Linked DNA regions of Homo sapiens: region 2 is linked to region 1. Evidence: chromatin loops called from intact Hi-C (ENCODE). Cell type or tissue: left ventricle myocardium inferior. All regions are shown on one strand. Each heading gives the region's core, and the rest is flanking DNA. Links, peaks and the distances in the headings are about the cores only. Region 1 overlaps LINC01923 (long intergenic non-protein coding RNA 1923). Region 2 has its middle 21 kb from the start of SATB2-AS1.

Region 1 (5,385 bases), core at 273-5,272:
GGAGGACTGGAATAAGGCTGACCAGAGAGGACACTGTCATAGGCAAAGGAGGTCACAGGCTAGAGAGTGACAGTAGAGAGGGGAGGAGGGGCAGATTCAGTGTAATGAGGGGTGCATGACCCACCTGGTACCTTGCAGTGAGGTTAGGGTGAGGCAAGCTCCTGCGGAATTAGAAAATCTCAGGCCATAGTTTCATTCAGGCCTGGAGAAGGTTGTAACATCTTAATCCTCAACTAATTCCCGCTTTGCCAGAACGCTATAACCTATTTATAAAAGTACCCTTGTCAAGGATACTTTTGACCTTGTTCTATGAGAAATACACACATGCATCCATATATATGCATACAGAGTATGTGTAAGATATATATATAAATATAAATATATATAATATTTATAAAACATATGGATTACGTATGCCAGGGTTCTCCAGAGAAACAAAGCCAAAAGGATGTGTGTGTGAGTGTGTGTGTTGTGTATGTGTGTGGAGAGAAAGAGAGTGTGTGTAAGAAATATTTATTATAAGGAATTGGCTCATGCCGTTATGAATATTGGCATTTTCAAAATCTGCTGTAGAATTCAGGCCTTCAACTGATTAAATAAGACTCGGCCACATTATGGAGGTTAATCTGCTTCATTCAAAGTTTATTTAAAAAAAAAAACCTTTGCAGCTACATTTAGACTAATGTTTGACCAAACAAATGGGCACTGTGGCCTAACCAGGTTGATACAAAATCACAGACACTTTGCTTTACCTTCTTCCCATGTTCCCCCACAAAAAGGTGAATTCTGGCTTTGTGTTTGTAATTTTGTACTTATCTGCAACTTTAGACTAATTCTCAGAGTCTGAAAGAATAAAGATGTTTTCTAAGAATAAAAGCATTATTTGTATATTTGCTTCTAACCCTATATTAAATATCTAAACTGCATTAATTCATTAAATGCATCTTTTTACTCATACCCTTTTCTTTAAGTATTTCTTATGTGCTATCCCATTAACAATGGATACAGTAAGAATTATCCCTGTTTTGCTGGTGATGATCTGTCCAAGGTCCCTGGCTGGTGCACACTTTGCTGTCAAACGTTCTTGTTCTACCTCACAGCAGCTTTTGCTGATTCCAGCGTAAAGTTGCTTCTGTTTGTTCTCAACAGTTGTCCATCTCGCTGATGACTTATGAGGTATTTATTTTGCCTTGCATCTTTTGGAAACTTCTGAAATAGTCCTTATTTGTCAGTTTGCCAGTCCCTTGCCTACGGAGTAAATTTTAATGAATTTACTTGGGGAATTTAATGATGCCTTTATTTTTAAATTTTTTAATTTTTCTTGAGACACAGGGTCTCACTCTGTTGCCCAGGTTGGAGTGCAGTGGCACAATCATGACTCACTGCAGCCTTGACCTGGGCTCAAGCCATCCTCCCACCTTAGCCTCCCAAAGTGCTGTATTACAGGCATGAGCCACCACGCCTGGCCCTAATTATGCCTTCAGGAGAAATAAAGCCCATGCCCCAGATGAACATGGTTATTTATCTGAATACAGTATAAATGTAAATTGGGTGGTTAGATTTTGATGAATGGTATTTGAACTAAATGTTAGTAATGAGAAATAGGGATAGGCCCAGATGATTTGTGATATAGATGCCAATTCATATTTTATGATATCTATACAAAACAAGGAAATAACCAAGGTGGATGCCTTATTAGATCAGAATTGGGGAAATTAACTTTAACACGCAATGTGACCTTTGTACTGTAATCACCAATGTACTAAGCTAATCTGCATGAAGTCATGTTTTGGGAATTTGCTTATATTTATTCATCTTTTTGGTGGAAATAGCAATGATGGTATTAACAATTGGTATCTCAAACAAAACTGTACAGATATAGTCATGGCAGAGAACATGCTTTATGGTTTGATTTGTAAAAATGTTTTACATAATATTTTTCAGTGGAAATCTGAGTTAAAAATTAATTTTTAAAGGATACCTAAGGGACCTACATTTTAGAACTAAAATGCTGAAGGATCAACAAATAAATATGAATACCTATTAACTATAAAAGCAAGAGAAAAAACTTTTCTCTATAATAATCTACAGAAAAAAGCTCAAATATTCAGGAAGTCAAATGGGTATAGAAATGTTTACTTAAAATTTGAAACCTTATAATATATATTTTAACCAAATAGTATTTTTACAATTGGTATAATTTATGTAGACAAAGGAGAGATTGATTTCTATCGAGTGCTCGCTTGCATTTTTGAGGGATTGAATTAGAGATGCCGTGGGGTGAATGGCTCGCAAATTCCACGAAAAAAACCTATCCCAAAATGGACACAAGAGGGCGCCAAAGATGCAGTAGCTGATGGAGATTTAATGGACGAATACTCTGGCACTTACAAATGAAGCCATGTTTATTTTATTCTGGGTAATATATTATGCACCTGCTTGTTTTATTTTTTAGACTGATTCGTGTCAAATGACTTTCCAGAAATATGACATGTGTACTGGATCCAGGCAGAACTAATCTTTCAATGTAGAAGTAGTACTATTTTGTACAAACTATATTCCATGATATAATGAAGTTTTACTTTATTGTACTCACTCTAAAGAGAATTAAGAGAATGTAACAAGATGGCACATACTTTTTCAAGCATTTTGTCTCTGTAACTCACTAGGAAACAGTTTTTGATTATGGGATATTTACCACACACACACACACACACACACACACACACATACCCATACATACAAATTCCTTTGTTACAGGAAAAGAGTAGTGAGTTTTTGTCTAGAGGATTCAGGGACTAATTTAGGGCTGAGACTTCCAGAAAAAAGAGGACACAAAATGATAACTGAAGGAACTAGAGTTTGCCGTGCATGAGGAAGAACTAAGTCATTTTGGTCCTATAAATGTTTGGCTTATATGTTATTTTGCTAGGGCTGCTATAAAGAAATACTTTTGTCATCACAAAATAAGCCAAAATGGGTGGCTTAAACAATGCTATTTAAATAAATAGCATTTATCTTCCCACAGTTCTGGAGGCCAGAAGTGCAAGATCAAGGTGTCAGCAAGATTGGTTTCTCTTGAGGCCGCTCTCCGTGGCTTGTAGATGCCCATCTTCTTATGATACCCTCACGTGGTCTTTTCTCAGTGCGCACGGAATCCTGGCATGTCTTCACATGTCCAAATTTCCTCCTCTTATGAGGACACCAGGGAGATTGAATAAGGGCCTACCCTAAAGGCCTTATTTTAACTTAAACACTTCTTTAAAGGCTCTAACTCAGTGGTCTCCAACCTTTTTGGCACCAGGGACTGGTTCTGTGGCAGAAAATTTTTCCACAAATGGGTGGGGTGGGAGGGGATGGTTTGGGGATGATTCAAGCATATTACATTTATTGTGCACTTTATTTCTATTATTACATTGTAATATATAAAGAAATAATTATACAACTCACCATAACATAGAATCAGTGGGAGCCCTGAGCTTGTTTTCCTGCAAGTAGATGGTCCCATCTGGGGGGTGATGGGAGACAGTGACAGATCATCAGTCATTAGATTCTCAAAAGGAGCACACAACCTGGATCCCTCACATGCGCAGTTCACAATAGGGTTGGCACTCCTCTGAGAATCTAATGCTGCTGCTGATCTGACAGGAGGAGGAGCTCAGGCGGTAATGCAAACAATGGGGAGCCGCTGTAAATACAGATGACACTTTGCTAGCTGCTCACCTCCTGTTGTGCAGCTCGGTTCCTAACTGGCCACACACTGGTACTGGTCTGTGGTAGGGAGGGGTGGGAAGTGGTTTAGGGACCCCTGCTTTATCTCCACATATGGTCTTATTCTTAGATAATGAAGGTTAGCGCTTCAACAGATACATTTTGGGGAGACACAGTCCAATCCATAACATCTTGGTTCCTTGCTTGTGTAAGTTTAGAATGGTGGAGGGCAATGGGCTCTCTCTCTTTCTGAGTTTACTGACCAGCTTTCAGTGAAACAAGCTCTGTGCCCTGCACACATCAGGTACTCAATATACATTTGTTGAGTGGGTGAATTTCTGCCTGGAAAAGTGACACATTTTACTTTGCTTAGCCTTGCCTGATATCTTCAGCTGCCTGACAGGTAATAATTAACTGTTGAAAGAAAGGCATAAATACTTCCTTTTAAACATTGACATTATGTCCATCTGGTGAAAGAAAAGGATAGAAGCAAATAAAGAGAGTTCAGGAAATGCTAAAATTTCTTTGAAATAATTTCATTGAAAATTAACAAGTTGATTATTGTGAAAACAGATTCCAATTTACACATAATGGCCAATCATCTAGTTTTCCTGGCCTCTGATGAAACCCTTCCTACCTAGAGTGATCTGCTTTTTACCCCACCATAATGGTTATGGAGGGCTTCTTAGGTTAATTTGCCTTTCAGACTTCAACCGCTTAAAGATAATACATTTAACTCAATTATAAGCTGTCGCCCTGTTCACAGTGCAATTTCTTCTGCCCTGGCATCCCTGCCCCAACACTTCTGCTGCTGTGCCCACCCCTCACTTAGGCTGCAATAACTGAGTTCTTTGCAATCGGACAACTTGTACGGGGTCTGCAAAACTCTAGCACAGAGGCCGGCAGGGGCAGTTAAAAATCAGAGTCTCCCATTTTCAGAATTGCTCTATTTCAGGATGAATTTCTGGCCACAAGAAGACAAAGTGAGGTCTCCTGGGTTGACCAGCTGAAAGTGGGTCAGAAGGCTGGGCTCATGGGAGAGCTTCCACCTACACTGCCTTACAGGGGCCACTGGACACCAGGCACACGCTCACTTGTCTAGGCTCCAAGGGCCCGGCTTAAGGGACAGGAAGAAGTGAGGGACCCTAAACTTTGTCTTCACTTGCTATAATGTTCCCTCCCTTGAAGCATGTTTCTGTTTTTCCAAACAACTGGTTAATTATTGATTGATTTTCTAAATCTCACCCTCTTTAATTGGGAGCTGTGGGCTAAAATATAAGGCATTGAGTTGGATTTAATATAAATATCCCATCCTTCATGCATCTTCAACTTTCTCCTAACCCTTCAAAAAAAGATTGTTTCTTCCTCTTGTCTCTTGGACTTCCCTTTTTCAGGCTGCTGTGATAAAGTTCTTGATACTTTCTTTCTCAAAAGACTTTTAAAAAATCCTTTATGTTGGCAGGGAATTAACTCATGAATAAATGGATAATAATACCGGCTGACATTTTTGGAGCGTTGACTATTTGGCAGGCACAAAGCCGAGGGATTTGCTCGCATTATCTCACTTGATCCTCTCAACAGCTTTGTGATAAAGCCCACTTCACAAACGAAGAAACTAAAGCTGAGAGAGTTAAGTAGCTCGTCCTAGGTCATGGGATTAGGAAGCAGAAATAT
Region 2 (5,385 bases), core at 233-5,232, 1.2 Mb after region 1:
CATTCGGTAGCACCTCTGCCCATGCACTGGACTTTAGCGCCCTCTAGGTGGGGGTCTGTCCTCCTAGCCACTAGAGCCATGCTGTCCAATACAAATATAATGCAACTTATGTAATTTTAAATGCTCTAGTAGCCATCTTTTAAAAATAAAATAGTAGAATTAATTTTAATAATGTATTTTATTTAGCCCAACATATCTAAAATATTTTCTTTTCTTTTTTTTTTTTTTTTTTTTTTTTTTTTGAGACGGAGTCTCGCTCTGCCGCCCAGGCTGGAGTGCAGTGGCACGATCTCAGCTCACTGCAAGCTCCGCCTCCCGGGTTCACGCCATTCTCCTGCCTCAGCCTCCCGAGTTGCTGGGACTACAGGCGCCTGCAACCACGCCCGGCTAATTTTTTGTAATTTTAGTAGAGATGGGGTTTCACTATGTTAGCCAGGACGGTCTCGATCTCCTGACCTCGTGATCCGCCCGCCTCGGCCTCCCAAAGTGCTGGGATTACAGGCATGAGCCACCGTGCCCGGCCTCTAAAATATTTTCAACATGTAATCAATACAAAACATTGTTCAGATATTTCATGTTCTTTTTTTCCCCACACTAACTCTGAAAATCAGTATGTGTTTTATATTTATAATACATTTCAGTTTTGGACTAGCTGAATTCCAAGGGCTCCAGAGCCACATGTGGCTGGGGGCTACTGGATTGGACAGCATAGCACTAAAGTAAGTCACTGCCATGCATAACAGTCTTTGCCCAGTGCCATTTTGTTTCCTAGATCCTCAAAGCCAAGTTTCCAAGGTTTCCAAACTGCTAACAAGATAACCTGAGGCTCCATGGTAATAAGAGGGAATTAGAAGAGTTAAGCCTCTCTACTCTTCCCTTTATTAACTGCCAAGCACCACACACACCCCACACACAATATGTTTGAAATATACAAGTTCCTCCCTCTTCTCCTAGAAACTTTTGTATTTCAATAGGAACTTAAACTTTTTTTTTTTTTTTTTGACAGAGCCTTGCTCTGTCACCCAGGCTGGAGTGCAGGCGGTGGCATAATCTTGGCTCACTGCAACCTCCACCTCCTCCCAGGTTCAAGTGATTTTCTTGCCTCAGCCTCCCGAGTATCTGTGACTACAGGCATGTGCAACCATGCCCAGCTAATTTTTGTATTTTTTAGTAGAGACGGGGTTTCACCATGTTGGCCAGGCTGGTCTCAAACTCCTGACCTCAGGTGATCTGCCTGCCTCAGCCTCCCAAAGTGCTGGGATTACAGGCATGAGCCACCATGCCTGGCCTGCATCTTCTTGAGTAGGGACAGTGCAGTGGCCAAGACAAGGGATAACTGCAGGATCTGGCCATTTAAGGATGACAGAGTTAGTGAATGTAATCACCTCAAGTGTTTCTTGGCTCTGAATTTAATTCAACAAGCATGTGTTGAGTACTTACCAAGTATCCTGCTAGACAGAGAAAACCCTGAAAATAGGGACCAGCTCTTCCTCATCTCCGTATGGCCAATGTCTCAACTGGTGAGTTTATACAATTTCAGCCAAAAGCAAAAGACAGTTGATGTTTTCTTTTTCTGTGCAGTTTTATTTCAGAGAAGTAAACATATGACATTTGAGAGACTTTCTCAAATGCTGAAATCCACTGGTGTACCTTTATGGCTCCCTTGGAACTCTCCTGGATGTGTGGGTGAGAACTATAGAATGAAGAACACAAGTCAACCTCCATTGTCTGGCAAAGGGAGAAACTGAAGTCACTACATCTTGGATATATCTATAAAGAGATGTTAACAATCAGGTACTTTTCATGGGGATAAGGGTAAGGAGTAGTCAGGCAATTCATATAATTTTAACAGAGTTTAGTCCACTTCACTTTTAAAGGCTCCAGGCAGAGCTCCAGGCTGCAGAAAAGGAAGACCACCAACAATCTCCAAGCAAGGGAACCTTCAGGGTTTTGTGGCCCAAATGGCCAAAGGGAATATTTGTACTCTTAGAAATGCATCTCAAGCTTTTAAGGCTTGCAAACTGCCAAACTCTGTGGATCATTTTGTAAACTACAAAATCACCAGCTTAAAAAAACAACATAATTTAGCCAGGTCAATCCATAAAGTATCCCACACAGTACTTATTACAGAGAAACCTTGAACAAAAAACTCCCTGGCCTGGGACATTTCCCAGGGAATCACAAACTTCTTTGGAAAACAGAAACGTCTGGTTGTCCCATACATGGCCCGTGTGAAGAGTGCCCAGTCAGGGATGGATGGTGTTCCAAAGGTTCCTGTGTAAGTCCATTGTTGGAAACCCTGAATGCATTTTATAAACAAATAAATTTTATAAATAAATAAATAGCTGGTCCCTATTTTCAGGGTTTTCTCTGTCTAGCAGGATACTTGGTAAGTACTCAACACGAGCTTGTTGAATTAAATTCAGAGCCAAGAAACACTTGAGGTGATTACATTCACTAATTCTGTCATCCTTCATAGAAACACTATTGTTGATTAGGCTCCCAGCCTATCCTGACAGTACTGATTAACCCAAAGTGCTGCTGAAATACAGTACTTTCATGATGAAATGTAGCAGGATGCTATGTCATTGCTAAGAATTAAGCACTAGAGGAAAACAAGTACATTAAAAAAGAGCTTGATACTCAGAATGAAAGCTGCATCAAGAGGGAGATCCTTTACATTGCCTGCCGCCTCATCCCCACAACAGGGAGCCTGTGACCCACAGCCCCTGCCCTATCAACCCACCAAATGAATTGGGTCTGTTGCCCTCTAAGTTCTCGCTGTCTTCCATGGGCTCTCTCAGAAGACTGAAGAAAGAATTTCTCCCCTAGTTTTTGCCACTGGCCACATGCAGTTCTCTCCTCAATACTGCCCCCTCCTGGGGAAGGGAGCTCCGTCCCCAAACTGTTGTCCTGGTTAAAGCTGCCTTCTTCCTAAACGAGGAGCAGAAGGCAATCCTCCTTAGAAAGACACCCAAAATAAAGAGGAGAAAAAGAAAGACCTTAAGTTATTTTTTAGGTGAATCTTTTCTCTGAATACAGTAAGGAGAAACCAAGAGGGTTGGTGTTGGTCCCTCACTTAGGGAGGAAAGCAGATTGGGGAAAGAATTAAAGAGAATTCCAACAATGAAACATTTATGAATACTAAATGTAATATTAATGAAATTGACACAATGATAAATTTTGTAGGGATTTAATAAATCTGTGTTAACTTTAGCGTTCTCTAGGTTTTATATATTGAAGGGAACAATTTTTCCAGATCTCGAACTTTTTAGCAGGCCCCAGAAAAGCTTTACTTACTTTTTTTGTTTGTTTGTTTGTTTTTATTTTGAGACAGGGTCTTGCTCTGTCACCCAGGCTGGAGTGCAGTGGTGTGCTGGCTAATTTTTAATTTTTTTGGAGAGGTGGGGTCTTGCTAGGTTGCCCAGCTTCCCAAAGAGCTTGCTCTCTCTCTCTCTCTCTCTCTCTCTCTCTCTCTCTCTCTTTCTTTCTTTCTTGAGACTGGGTCTCACTCTGTCACCCAGGCTGGAATGCAGTGACACAATTATGGCTCACTGCAGTCTTGACATTCCAGGCTCAAGTGATCCCTCCACCTCAGTTCCCCAAGTAGTTGGGACCACAGGCAGGCACCACCACACTTGGCTAATTTTTTAATTTTTTGTAGAGATGAGGTCTCCCTATGTTGCCCAGGCTGATCTCCAACTCCTGGGCTCAAGCGATTCTCCTGCCTCAGCCTCCCAAAATGCTGGTGTTACTGGCGTGAGCCACCACAACTGGCTCAGAAAAGCTTTAAAAGCTTAAAGAACTGTGCCTGTGGCCAAGTATTCCTAGCTTTCTGAGATACAGCATAATTATCAGAGGCACTGGTGGGTTTGTTTCTGGATTAATGTTAGCCTTAGGATGGATCCTGTCAAGAAATAACTTACTTTACAATTTTACAAATCTTGTTATCTGGAAGCACCGAATAAAATAGACTCGAAAACTGGCGTCTTATAGCAAAATTAAACTTTAGGCCTGTCCACCAGTTCTACTTTCAGGGATCTGTCTCAATAAATGTATACCAAAAAAGGTGTGCAAGGATATTCACTGCAGCACTGTTTATAATCTTGAAAACTTGGAAGCAACCCAAGTATCCGTCAGGAGGGGAATGATTAAATGACAAACATGTCTCTCTGCCATGGAATAGCATTCAGAAGTTTGAAAAGAAGTGGATTTATATTTACTAATGTGAAAACCTTTGAAGACAGATTTTTTTTTCTTTTTTTTTTTTTGAGACCAAGTCTCACTCTGTTGCCTAGGCTGGAGTATAGTGGCGTGATCTCAGCTCACTGCAACTTCTGCCTCCTGGGTTCAAGCGATCCTTGTGCCTCAGCCTCCTGAGAATCTAGGACTACAGGCATGCACCATCACACCCGGCTAATTTTTGTATTTTTAGTAGAGACACGGTTTCACCATGTTGGCCAGGCTGGTCTCAAACTCCTGACCTCAAGTGATCTGCCTGCCTCAGCCTCCCAAAGTGCTGGGATTACAGTTGTGAACCATCTAGCCCAGCCTAAAGACAGATTTTTAAGTGGAAAAAATGTTTCAAAATACCCTGAGCCCAAAGATAACCTATAAAACCATATCTTGTTTCTATATGAATATATATAATATTTTATAATATATTTATTTGTAACTACATAGAATAAAGACCGAAAAAAGAAAAAGATACTTTTCTTTTTTTTTTTTTTTTTTTTTGAGACTGAGTCTTGCTCTATCCCCCAGGCTGGAGTGCAGTGGTGCAATCTCAGCTCACTGCAACCTCCACCTCCCGGGTTCAAGCAATTCTCCTGCCTCAGCCTCCCGACTAGCTAGGATTATAGGCACCCACCACCACGCCCAGCTAATTTTTATATTTTTAGAAGAGATGGGGTTTCACCATGTTGGCCAGGCTGGTCTCGAACTCCTGACCTCAGGTGATCCATCCGCCTCGGCCTCCCAGAGTGCTAGGATTACAGGTTTGAGCCACTGTACCTGGCCAAAAAGATAGAAAGAGTGGATTTTTTAATTTTTCAAGGAGGGGGCTTGAAAAAGACAATACAGAAGGATACCAAGTAGACTTGAAAGGCCACTTTGTGCCTTTCCTTTATTTTTCAAGGAGTCTTTCAAGTCTACTTTGTGTCTTTCTGTATTCTCTGAGTTTTTTAAAAATAATTGGAAAGTATTTAGTTGAGTAATTTAAAAATTACATGCAAATCAGACCAGAAGCCTGATCACGTTATACACGTGGTTGGGGTAGGTCCAGGTTTGATCTTAAGTCTTGTCTCCTTTTGGGACTTGGCGAGTCTGAGCACGCCTTATGGGGTAGAATTGCTAGGAATCTAGTTTCAAGACGGATAAAGAGTC

The links. Peaks named below come from ENCODE experiments on the same cell type or tissue, not always from the same donor. Only the 100,000 strongest peaks of a DNase experiment are listed, where the experiment ranks them.
Region 2: a loop joins it to region 1, with 5 times the contacts of the local background. A loop is called at or near these places in 72 of 110 quality-filtered maps.

Annotation. Positions count from the first base shown.
Region 1 is chr2:198,307,530-198,312,914 of GRCh38, forward strand. All of the region lies in intron 2 of LINC01923 (long intergenic non-protein coding RNA 1923), which reads right to left. Among named protein-coding and RNA genes, the nearest start is that of LINC01923, 65 kb to the right of the region's middle. RefSeq lists a silencer at 2,176-2,470. In left ventricle myocardium inferior, for the core only: a CTCF peak has its summit at 2,326 (motif pointing right); no DNase peak of the experiment used is centred there; H3K27me3 peaks cover 1,821 bases.
Region 2 is chr2:199,486,114-199,491,498 of GRCh38, forward strand. No RefSeq gene overlaps it. Among named protein-coding and RNA genes, the nearest start is that of SATB2-AS1, 21 kb to the left of the region's middle. In left ventricle myocardium inferior, for the core only: a CTCF peak has its summit at 2,880 (motif pointing left); no DNase peak of the experiment used is centred there; H3K27me3 peaks cover 4,683 bases.